Linked DNA regions of Homo sapiens: region 2 is linked to region 1. Evidence: chromatin loops called from intact Hi-C (ENCODE). Cell type or tissue: endothelial cell of umbilical vein. All regions are shown on one strand. Each heading gives the region's core, and the rest is flanking DNA. Links, peaks and the distances in the headings are about the cores only.

Evidence for each region. A loop is a pair of places that touch in the nucleus more often than their neighbours do. Peaks named below come from ENCODE experiments on the same cell type or tissue, not always from the same donor. Only the 100,000 strongest peaks of a DNase experiment are listed, where the experiment ranks them.
Region 2: it touches region 1 in a loop (4-fold over the local background); 4 of 110 quality-filtered maps call a loop at or near these places.

Annotation. Positions count from the first base shown.
Region 1 is chr4:106,687,876-106,693,807 of GRCh38, forward strand. All of the region lies in intron 3 of LOC105377356 (a long non-coding RNA gene), which reads left to right. Among named protein-coding and RNA genes, the nearest start is that of LINC02173, 260 kb to the left of the region's middle. In endothelial cell of umbilical vein, for the core only: no CTCF peak of the experiment used is centred there; a DNase peak (open chromatin) is centred at 2,826; H3K27ac peaks cover 1,110 bases.
Region 2 is chr4:106,895,598-106,901,529 of GRCh38, forward strand. No RefSeq gene overlaps it. Among named protein-coding and RNA genes, the nearest start is that of DKK2, 140 kb to the right of the region's middle. In endothelial cell of umbilical vein, for the core only: a CTCF peak has its summit at 3,230 (motif pointing left); a DNase peak (open chromatin) is centred at 3,214.

The sequences.
Region 1 (5,932 bases), core at 533-5,532:
TTTTCTATTTATGTCCATATAAAACTTTCAAATGGACTTTGATTGATTCTATTGGGTGTTATTCTCATTTCTGGATCAGTTACTATGTTGAATGAGATACAGTGTTTAGACTGGCTCATCAGGTGTCATTCTGATCCCACTGGCAGTGGAGGTACAGCCATTATTGGCATCTGTACCAGATGAAAAGGGCAGTTCTTGAAAGAAAAACTTAAAACAGAAAAAATACCTCTAAAAAAACTAAAATATTATTTTTAGCCATCAATCCTGACACAATGCAAACTGACAGTGAAGTCTAATTCTTATAGCATTCTTGCTAGTAGCTGAAATACCAAGGCATATTGGGAAGCAAAAATAGGCAGAATGGCTATAAGGTACATGAGAGGACAGAAAAAATGTATTGGCAGATTTTTTTTTCTGAAATATTTAGCTCATTTTCTGTGATTAGTTTTAAAATTCTTTCCAACATTTTAAAAGTTGAAAAGATAATAATAACAAAAGTAATAGTATTCTTGTTGATGCCAGTGTTGTGGACTAGAAAACGGTTTTCAGCATCAATAAGTTATAAAAGAAATAATGTGTTGGAGCTTTCGTTGCATCTTTAAAGTTTTTGCTGTGATTTGTACCTACAGTACATTTGGTAATATGCTCTCCTCTATTTCCTTGCATGACTCACATAGATTTGCTGATCATGAAGAGCACAATCTATTTTTCCCACTTGTGAATAAATATAAAACACAATGTTGAAAGTTGTATTCATCTACTTTACATAGGCCAGTATAGTGCTGGCACTATAGGCTGCATGAGTACCATGTTTCCCCACTTCTCTTTTTTACACAGTGTTACCTGAGGATAAAAAATTGTGGTCTAAAAAATACCACTCCATATGGCCCTACCCTCTGATAGGTTTTCTCAGCTGCAGCTTCACTGTGTGCATAACCTCACTGTGGGGCTCAAGGAAGCTGTTGGACTAGAAAAAATTTCATTGCTGCTGTCCATGGGAAATTATTTGACATAATGTAGCTGCTTTTCATTTCAGGTAACAACCTTTGAAATATAGTAGGTATCCTTAAAAATTTGCAAATAGCCTCCTCCTAGCTATCTCTGCTTATTTCTCTTGCTGGACTTCCCTGCATAATCATTGGTTTGCTAGAGTGAGACTCAGTCATAGTCATGCCTTGTTTGTTTATGATATTTTCCTTTTGTGTTAATATATAATGCTTTTCATTTTTCCACTTTTAAAGAGATCAGAGTAGTATTGCAATTGCCAAGCATCTACCATGTATAATTCAAATTGATCAAACTGAGTTATTGTAGCTAAGGAAAGACAACATATGTTTCGTATAACTGTCCTGCTATCTCCCCATGTCATCTCTGCCCTCCAAGATTGTAGCTGCTATTCTTCTGTCCTTACAGCCACAATGCTGCATGAGAAAACCCTCTTTTGTTTCTGTATCGTCAGATCAAAAACATGGTTAGGCTGAGCAGAGCTGGACTAGAGGCAGGGAGGGAAAAGCAGAGGATTGGAACCCAGGTGATATGGTTTGGTTCTGTGTCCCCACCCAAATCTCATCTCATATTGTAATCCCCAGATGTGGAGGAAGGGATATGGTGGGAGGTGATTGGATCATGGGGGTGGTTGCCCCATGATGTTCTTGTGATAGGGAGTTCTCACGAGATCTGATGGTTTAAAAGTGGGATTTCCCTTGCTCTCTCTTCCTCTGCTGACACCTTGTGAAGAAGGTGCTTGCTTCTCCTTTGCCTTCCTCCGTGATTGTAAGTTTCTTGAGGCCTCCCAAGACATGTAGAACTGTGAGCCAATTAAGCCTCTTTTGTTTATAAATTACCAAATCTCAGGTATTCTTCATAGCAATGTGAAAACGGACTATGACCGCAGGTGTACAAAATCCCTATTCTATCTCAAAATAAAGGCATATATTCTGCTATCAGTTACTTTAAGTGTGAATGGAGATTAAAGTACTGGACTGAGAGGCATGAGGATCTTGTGTTGGTTCTCTCATTAACTAGCTGTATTACCTCAGGCAAGAACTTTAACTGCTCTAAACTTCAGGTTTTTTTGGTAAAATGAGGCATTGTGTTTATAAATAATTTCTGACGTTCTTTCCAGCTTTAAAGTGCTACGCATTTAGGGCACTGCACTTCCTTCATTTATATTACTGATTTTAGGTTTTCCACATATTTTTCTACTTTACGTTAGATCCAATTTAGGGTATATACGAAAAGTGGTGTCAGAAATGTTATTTTGGCACTTCCTATATCCTTTTTATCTTTTCCACTGAAGTATAATTTTGAATGCCAAATTGAATAATTGTTTTCATAAATGTTATGTATATTTTTCTTGATATTCTGCTTTCCATATGTTTTATACATTTTCTGCATGAAGCAATTTATTTTAATGAGTTTGTTCATTTTGAAATCAAATAGAGCCATAATCTCCAGCACTTTTTTTTTTTTTGTCAGCTCAGTCTCTTTAGATGTCCTGAATCGTTTTTTTCCAAATTGTATTTTTCTTCATCAACTGAGCCCATATTCAGGACGAGGGCAGAGAATCATTTTCAGGATGATTCTGAGGTCAATATGAGGAAGTACAAAATTAGTAGCAGCTTTTACAAGAATAGACAATTGCACGAGCCTACTTCATTTGAAGGAAGAATCTGTGGCTATAAACCCAACACTTGGGAATTTTGTGATAACAACTTAGATGAAAAGAGAGACTGAGCTAAATGAATAGATTGGTTGCCTTATTTCACCAGAAAATATGGGCCTCTTTGACGAGGTTGTAGTTGCTAGGATGACCTCATTAGCCACTTCCTGCTGCACGTTATGATAAGATCATCATGGCATGTGTCATTCTGGTCAAGAGAAGAACTGCCAAGAATGATTTTATATGATTTCTGTGTTCATAAGTTTAAGTATGCAAAACGGGGCTCATGTTAATAGTAAGGGAGAATTTTCTATGTGCAAAGGTTACATACACAGAAGGATTTGTTCTGAGGAAGCTGAAGTATATCTTTTATTAAATAACTTTTATAGTAGATCAAGCAGCTCTGTTTGGGGGAATAATTCCTTTGACTTGGAAACGACTTGAACCTGATGATCTACTGAGAATGTTTTAGTTTGGTTCTATTATTTCAAATGGTTATTTTCTCACATAATGTTATCTTTTCATTCTGCATATAGTACTTTATGTTCAATTAATACTTCCATTTTTGCAACTTTGAAGCCTACACACCCACCCACTGTATGCTGGTTGAAACCAGCAAAACAGGCAAACTATTAGCTTTTCTTCAAATTACTGACATGATGAAATAGTATTAGGGGAAGATCTCCTTTGATGGGATATTATTGTTCATGCCAAATTTGAAAATACTCTTTAGAGCTTTTAAGACCATTCTTCATTTAAATGGAATAGCTATAGAAATATTGCTGGATTAAGAAGTAGGGTAGGTGGGTTACTTACGTGAATACTAAACTATAAAGAAGAGTACATCATTGAGGCCGGGCGCAGTGGCTCAAGCCTGTAATCCCAGCACTTTGGGAGGCAGAGGCAGGTGGATCACGAGGTCAGGAGATCGAGACCATCCTGGCTAACATGGTGAAACCCCATCTCTACTAATAATACAAAAAAATTAGCCGGGCGTGGTGGTGGGCACCTGTAGTCTCAGCTACTCAGGAGGCTGAGGCAGGAGAATGGTGTGAACCCGGGAGGCGGAGCTTGCAGTGAGCCGAGATTGCGCCACTGCACTCCAGCCTGGGCGACAGAGCAAGACTCCGTCTCAAAAATAATAATAATAATAATAAAAAAGAAGAGTACATCATTGATTACTAAAATATTGTGAAATATGTGCAAAGATATATAAAATATTACTATAACATTTCTAGCAAAAACATAGTTGAATAATACTTTCATAAGTCATTTGGAGCATGAAATATATTGTCCCTAATCTGCCATTAAAGCAGGGTGGCACCTACTGTAAAGCTACTATTTTCTTAGTAGAATGTGCAGTTGGGAATAGAGCTTTTGAGATGTTAGAGAATTTGGGAATAGCCACAAGGGGGCTACGTTTCTATTCTCTTCCCACACAGTAGTCTGCGTCTTCTATAAGTAAATGTTTGATTATTTAAAGTATACCAATGTGAAGGAACAGCAAAGTATTATCCTGACTCAGGTGCCCACTGTTTGTATTATCTTTCTGTTCTTCCAATTTGAATACAGGAAAGCCAAATCTTGGCAATGTATTTATACATTTTGGCAGTTGGTTTGTCTTTATTATAAAATACATGATTTTATATATTTATATATAATTTGGATATTTGTCCCCACCCAAATCTCATGTTGCATATAGTCATGAATGCTGGAGGTGGGGCCTGGTTGGAGGTTAATATGGTTTGGATTCGTGTCCCTACCCAAATCTCATGTTGAATTGGAGGAGGGGCCTGGTAGGAGGTAATTGGATCATAGGGACAGATTTCCCCTTTCCTGTTCTTGTGATAGATGGATCTGATGGTTTAAAAGTGTGTGGCACTTTATAAGTTACCCAGCCTCAGGTAGTTCTTTATAACCATGTGAGAATGGACTAATACAGAAAATTGGTACCAGAAAAATGGGGCACTGCTATAAAGATACCTGAAAATGGGGAAGTGACTTTGGAACTGGGAAATAGGCAAAGGTTAATTGACTCACAGTTCCATAGGCTGTACAGGAAGCATGGCTGGAAGGCCTCAGGGAACTTACAATCATGGTGGAAGGCAAAGAAGTGAGTCTTCACATGTTGGAGCAGGAGACAGACAGAGGGTGAAGGAGGAAGTGCCACACACTTTTTCTTTAGCATTTACTTGCCTATCCTTAGACTTAGCAAACACATTTTCCTTTTTCTTGAGGTGATTACCTTGTGTTCATTTTGGTTCACTTTGGAACATCATAAATTCCTCTTGGGAAGAGTCAAGATCCATGCTTGCTGCTTTGTTGTATTGCTAGTACTTAGCACATTGTCTAGAACATGCTTGGTGATATTTAGTGCTAGCTAGATGTACATACAAATTATGGGGCTGAACGCTATAGATAAACACAATATTAAATATTGCTCATGTATCGAGCCAAACCACAAAGCTTTTATTAAATACATAAATGATTTCATTCTTTTCTAACCCATTCTGCCTCAGAGTTTTACAGATAACTTTTCACTTTTATTTTACTATCCACCATCACTATTTTACCTTAGACTTCATTTGTGATGCCCCTAAGTCCTTTAAGTCATATTTACTTTTCTATGTTTGGAAATAGGGAAAGCAACCATGTTCCTAATGGGAAAAGGCCTGGACTTGGGATAAGAAGACATGGGTTTATTAATTGTGTTACATTATACAAGTGTATTTAACTTCTTTGTTACTGTGACAGTCTTTGTAATCCCCATATGCCTATAAAAAAGTGGGTAAAAAGCATAAGTTACATATGTATATATATAACTCTCTCTATATATAAAACTTAATATATATTTTATGTAAAACTGTATATATATTTGCAATTCATATTCAATTTTATGCATATAACAGATAAATGATATGACATTTAAAATAATAACCAGATCTAAAAAAGATATATATTAGATACATTTATTCTGGATTAGATAATAAAATAAGTGTGTTAGTTAATAATTACTTGTTGCCAAAATTGCACTTGAAGATCCCTTGGAATTCTTTGTTTATTAAACCTCTACTAGCGCAGCGTGGAGAGGAAATGTGGAGTTGGAGCCCCCACATGGAGTCCCCACTGGGGCACTGCCTAGTGGAGCTGTGAGAAGAGGGCCACCATCCTCTAAACCCCAGAATGGTAGCTCCACTGATGGCTTGCACCTTGCACATGGGAAAGTCGCAGGCACTCAATGCTAGCTTGTGAGGGTGGCCTGGAGAGGGG
Region 2 (5,932 bases), core at 596-5,595, 210 kb after region 1:
CCTAAAATTATTAAAACTCTTGAAGAAAATCTAGGAAATACCATTCTGGACATAAGCCCTGGCAAAGATTTCGTGGTGAAGATGCCAAAAGCAATTGCCACAAAAACAAGAATAGGCTAATGGGACCTAATTAAACTTAAGAGTTTCTACACAGCAAAAGAAAATGTCAACAGAGTAAGTAGACAACCCATAGAATGGGAAAAAGATTTTCAAACTGTGCATCTGACAAAGGTCTAATATCCAGAATCTATGAGAAATTTAAGTAAATAAACAGGCAAAAAACAACACCATTAAAAAGTGGGCAAGGGACATGAATAGACACTTTTCAAAAGAAGATCTGTGCATGGTCAACAAACACATGAAAAAATGCTCAACATCATTAACCATTAGAGAAATGCAAATCAAAACCACAATGTGATACTATCTCACTCCAGGCAGAATGGCTATTATAAAGAGCCAAAAAATAACAGACTGGCAAGGTTGCAGAGAAAAGGGAATGCTTATACACTGCTGGTGGGAATGTATGTTACTTTAGCCACTGTGGAAAGCAGTTTGCCAATTTCTCAAAGAACTTAAAACTGAACTACCATTCAGCTCAGCCATCCCATTATTGGATCCCAAAGGAATATAAATCATTCTACTATAATGGCACATGTATGCATAGCATTATTCACAATAATAGCAAAGACATGGAATCAACTTAAATGCCTATCAACAGTAGACTAGATAAAGAAAATGTACTACATATCTGCCATGGAATACTTATGCAGCCATAAAAAATAACGAGATCGTGTATTTTGCAGGAACATGGATGGATCCGGAGGCCATTATCTAAATAAATTAACACAGGAACAGAAAACCAAATACCATATGTTCTCACTCACATGTGGGAGCTAAACATTGAGTACACATGGACATAAAGACGGGAACAATAGATACTACAGCCTACTTGAGGATGGAGGGTGGGAGGAGGGTGATGGTCAGAAAACTACATGTCAGGTACTATGCTTATTACCTGGGTGATGAAATAATCTTTACACCAAATCTCCATGACACACAATTTATCTATATAACAAACTTGCACATGTAACCACTTAAACTAAAATGAAAGTTAAATAAAACATGAAAAGATGCTTGATATCATTAGCCAGTTTGAAAAAGCAAATTAAAATTACAATCGGATACAAGAACGTATATCTTTCAATGATCAATAAGAGAAAGAAAAAGAAAAAAGCTATGGTTATTAGAGAGGGTGCAGAGCACCTGAAAATCTCATATATTGCTGATAAGAATGCACAATATTATCACCACTTTGGAAAACAGTATGACGGTTTCTTCTACATATTTAAATATGTAGCTTAGCAACCTCATTCCTTGCTATTTACCCAGATTAAATAAAAACTTATATTCTTATAAAAACTTGTATGTCATTATTTATAGTAGTTTTATTCATAATCACCCAAAGTGGAAAACAGGTCAAATATTCTTGAAGTCGTGAGTGTGTAAACAAACTGTGGTATATCCAAAGGATGGCTTCCTACTTGGCAATAATAAAGAACACACTACTCTTTCATGCAACAACGTGGATTGTCTAAGTGAAATATGCTAAGTGAAAGAAGCCCTTCTCGTCATGATACAGGCTACATGCTATGTAATTCCATTTGTATGACATCCTGGAAAAGGCAGATCTAAAGGGACAACAAACAAATGATGACTGCCAGAATCTGGGTTGGAGCCAAGTGACCTACAAAGGACCATGAGGGAATTTTAAGTGGGGATAGAATTTTTTCTGTATCTTGATTACAGATACAGTACCAAGTGGTGGTTACATTAACTGTATGTGTTTCTCAAAAATCATAGAACTGTACCTTAAAATGGCGAGTTCAGTATTTGTAAATTACAAGCTAGTACACCTTAACAAAAAGTAGAATATAATAAAGCTTTAGTATGAAAAATGTTATGAAACTAACATAAAAACAGAAAACTATACTGTTAGTATGCCACTGAGAGTATGTAAGAAGTTAGTTGATGAATAGTCACTACTAAATGACTGGGAAAAAATTGTGTTGGGAAAACTCTTCACTATATGCGGAAAAGCATAGCTCAATTTCGACTTTATGCTACATATGAAAGTGGGTTTATGTGGTTTAAAACCTAGATGCAAAAGGTAAAATGAAAAGATAATAGAAGAAAAGCAATATCTTTGTGACCCAAGGTCAGAGAAGTCTTAAATAAGACCCCCCCAAAAATAAAACTTAAAGTGAAAACTAGACTTTCCCACATCAAAATTAATTATTTTGAAATGGCACTTGGGAAATTCTCAAATGGGCAACAAATTTATTTAGAGAAATGATACAGCTTATTAGCAATGAGAAAAATTAAAAGATCCACATGAAAATATTAATTAGTGAGAATGTGAGAAGACAAGAATTCTCTGTGTAACCTGGTGTAGCCATTCTGGAAACAAATTGGCAGTTCTTAGTGAAACTAAGTATTGATATACCTTTCAACCAAATGATTACACAGATGAACACATATTTCATAGTTATGGACAGGAGAAAAATTTGAATGTGTTCACTGCAATTCAGGTTGCATAATGGCGCGTTGGAGGCAATCTATGCCCTTGCAGTACAGTAACATACAATAGAATATGGTGGAGGAAATAATTTAAAATATGCTTACCCTGTGAGAAGCAGTAATCGAGATGTACAAAAGTTACTTAACCTCAGTTTCTTCATCTTTAGAAAGGAAATATAATAGTACACATGCAATACAATTATTGAGATCAATGAACTAAATTAAAAATACTCAATAAATATTAGTTACCACTACTTTTATTGTTGCATACAACGGTAAAACAACATAATTTTAATAGTGTTAAGTTTAAAAATTAGAAATGGAGTTAAAAGTTTTTTACAAAGTGAAAAGTCATATAATTCCCACTAATGTTAACTCAGCTGAATCTGTCATTTGAAGCTAGAGTATCTCAAAAGCTTATTTTCTTCCCTTCTAGGCTGTTTGTACCAATATTTCGACAAATCTTTAAGATTTGAAATGACTTATCTCCCACTATTATCAAATCTTGAAAATGTTTGCAATAATTTCTAACATGTTGTACTTTGCATGTTTACTTCTCTACACTTTCTTTCTTTCCAATGGATTATTTACCAAGTTGACTGCTTCTGCACTGTTCCGAGCTGAGCTGTAAGCATACACCATCGCCCTCTGCTGGTTGAACATTTAGCATCCTATGAAGAGTAAGGTCTGAATTCTCTGAGTTCTAAAGTTAAACTTTATGTTATGATTAACTCATAAAATATCAGTGTTACTTATTCTAACTATTTAAGTAGAATTTGCATTCTAGCTTACATGGATTATATAGTAAAATCATTTTTCATTTTAGGTCAGAAAATGTTAAAATATTTCCATAAGATGTCAATGTTATTTCAATGGAATTTAATTTCATGGCAGTTAGTCTAGTTTCTCTCTCTTTCAGATACCCATTCATATAGGTAGTATTTCACTTTCTTTGGTGACTTCTTGAAGTGTTGACTTTTTTTCTTAGATTTAGTATAAAGGTTTGAAATTTCACCTTCCAAACTAATAATAATACCTGCATTAATTCCGACTTTGTAATTTGAATTTATCCTTCTCATCTCACTCACATGCATCAATATGTTTAAAGCTTTATGCTCCTTATCTTTTTTCTTCCTTTTTTGAGATAAATTTTCAGTCACCAAAGCTGCAGTACAGTAATGCAATCATAGCTCATTGTAACATTGAACTCCTTGGCTGAAGTGATTGTCCCACCTCAGCCTCCTGAGTAGCTAGGACTATGAGCGAGCGTGCACCATCAGGCCTGGCTATTTAAAAAAAAAATGTGTAGAGACAGGGTCTCACTATGTTGCCCAGGCTGGTCTTGAAATCCTGGACTCGAGAGATCATTCTATTTCACCTTCCCAAAGTGCTGGTATTGCATGCATGAGTCACCGCACCTGGCCTTTTCTTCTTAAATCAGTTTTCTGGTATTGAGAAGTGTTCAAATATGGAAATTGTTTTCCTGGGAAAAGGTGATTTTAAAGTTTAAATTTTTAAATGTTGTTTGACACTGAATTTTTTTTTCTTGACTAACATGAAAGGAAATAGAAAGCCTGGAAATAACTTTTAGAATTTAACTCCTTAAAAATGGTGGCTTTGAATTAAGCATACAATTTTCATAAAAGTTACTTATTAGTTTGTTGCTTCATTTTGTTGTGTCTTTAATCAGAATTTTAAGATCTATATGGTAAGCTTCTCTGGAGTCTGCCTTGTATAAAAGGCAAACATCCCTCCCCTTCCCATACTTTATCTGAACTGTCGCTGTCAATGACATTTCTCAACACAGTTGTTTCAGTTCTACAAAAAATCAATTATAATTAAATAGACAGTTCTAAGCCTCCAGTCTTGTTGCTTACCCTGATTGTTAATGATCTGTTGTAGGAGGAAATACTTGTCCTCTGTAGAATCTTCTTCTCTGACTCGGAATTTGTGCCAGATAGAAAATGTCCTTAACTAAGAAAAAAGCAGATTCCATGTAATTGAGCAGTTTTGAGTGAGGTTCTTAATCCTGAGTTCTAGTCTGATTGCACTGTGGTCTGAGACTCCTGAATGACTACTGGGTACATAACGAAATGAAGGCAGACATAAAGATGTTCTTTGAAACCAAGGAGAACAAAGACACAACATACCAGAATCTCTGGGACACATTCAAAGCAGTGTGGAGAGGGAGATTTATAGCACTAAATGCCCGCAAGAGAAAGCAGGAAAGATTTAAAATTGACACCCTAACACCACAATTAAAAGAACTAGAGAAGCAAGAGCAAACACATTCAAAAGCTAGCAGAAGGCAAGAAATAACTAAGATCAAAGCAGAACTGAAGGAAATAGAGACACAAAAAACCCTTCAAAAAAATCAATGAATCCAGGAGCTGGTTTTTTGAAAAGATCAACAAAATTGATAGACCACTAGCGAGACTAATAAAGAAGAAAAGAGAGAAGAATCAAATAGACGCAATAAAAAATGATAAAGGGGATATCACCACCGATCTGACAGAAATCCAAACTACCATCAGAGAATACTATAAACACCTCTACGCAAATAATCTAGAAAATCTAGAAGAAATGGATAAATTCCTAGACACATACACCCTCCCAAGACTAAACCAGGAAGAAGTTGAATCTCTGAATAGACCAATAACAGGCTCTGAAATTGAGGCAATAATTAATAGCTTACCAACCAAAAAAAGTCCAGGACCAGAAGGATTCACAGCCGAATTCTACCAGAGGTACAAGGAGGAGCTGGTACCATTCCTTCTGAAACTATTCCAGAAAAAGAGGGAATCCTCCCTAACTCATTGTATGAGGCCAGCGTCATCCTGATACCAAAGCCTGGCAGAGACACAACAAAAAAAGAGAATTTTAGACCAATATCCCTGACGAACATCAATGCAAAAATCCTCAATAAAATACTGGGAAACCAAATCCAGCAGCAGATCAAAAAGCTTATCCACCATGATCAAGTGGGCTTCATCCCTGGGATGCAAGGCTGGTTCAACATACACAAATCAATAAACATAATCCAGCATATAAACAGAACCAAAGACAAAAACCATATGATTATCTCAATAGATGCAGAAAAGGCCTTTGACAAAATTCAACACTTCATGCTAAAAACTCTCAATAAACTAGGTATTCATGGAACGTATCTTAAAATAATAAGAGCTATCTATGACAAACCAACAGCCAACATCATACTGAATGGGCAAAAACTGGAAGCATTCCCTTTGAAAACTGGCACAAGACAGGGATGCCCTCTCTCACCACTCCTATACAACACAGTGTTGGAAATTCTGACCAGGGCCATCAGGTAGGAGAAAGAAATAAAGGGTATTCA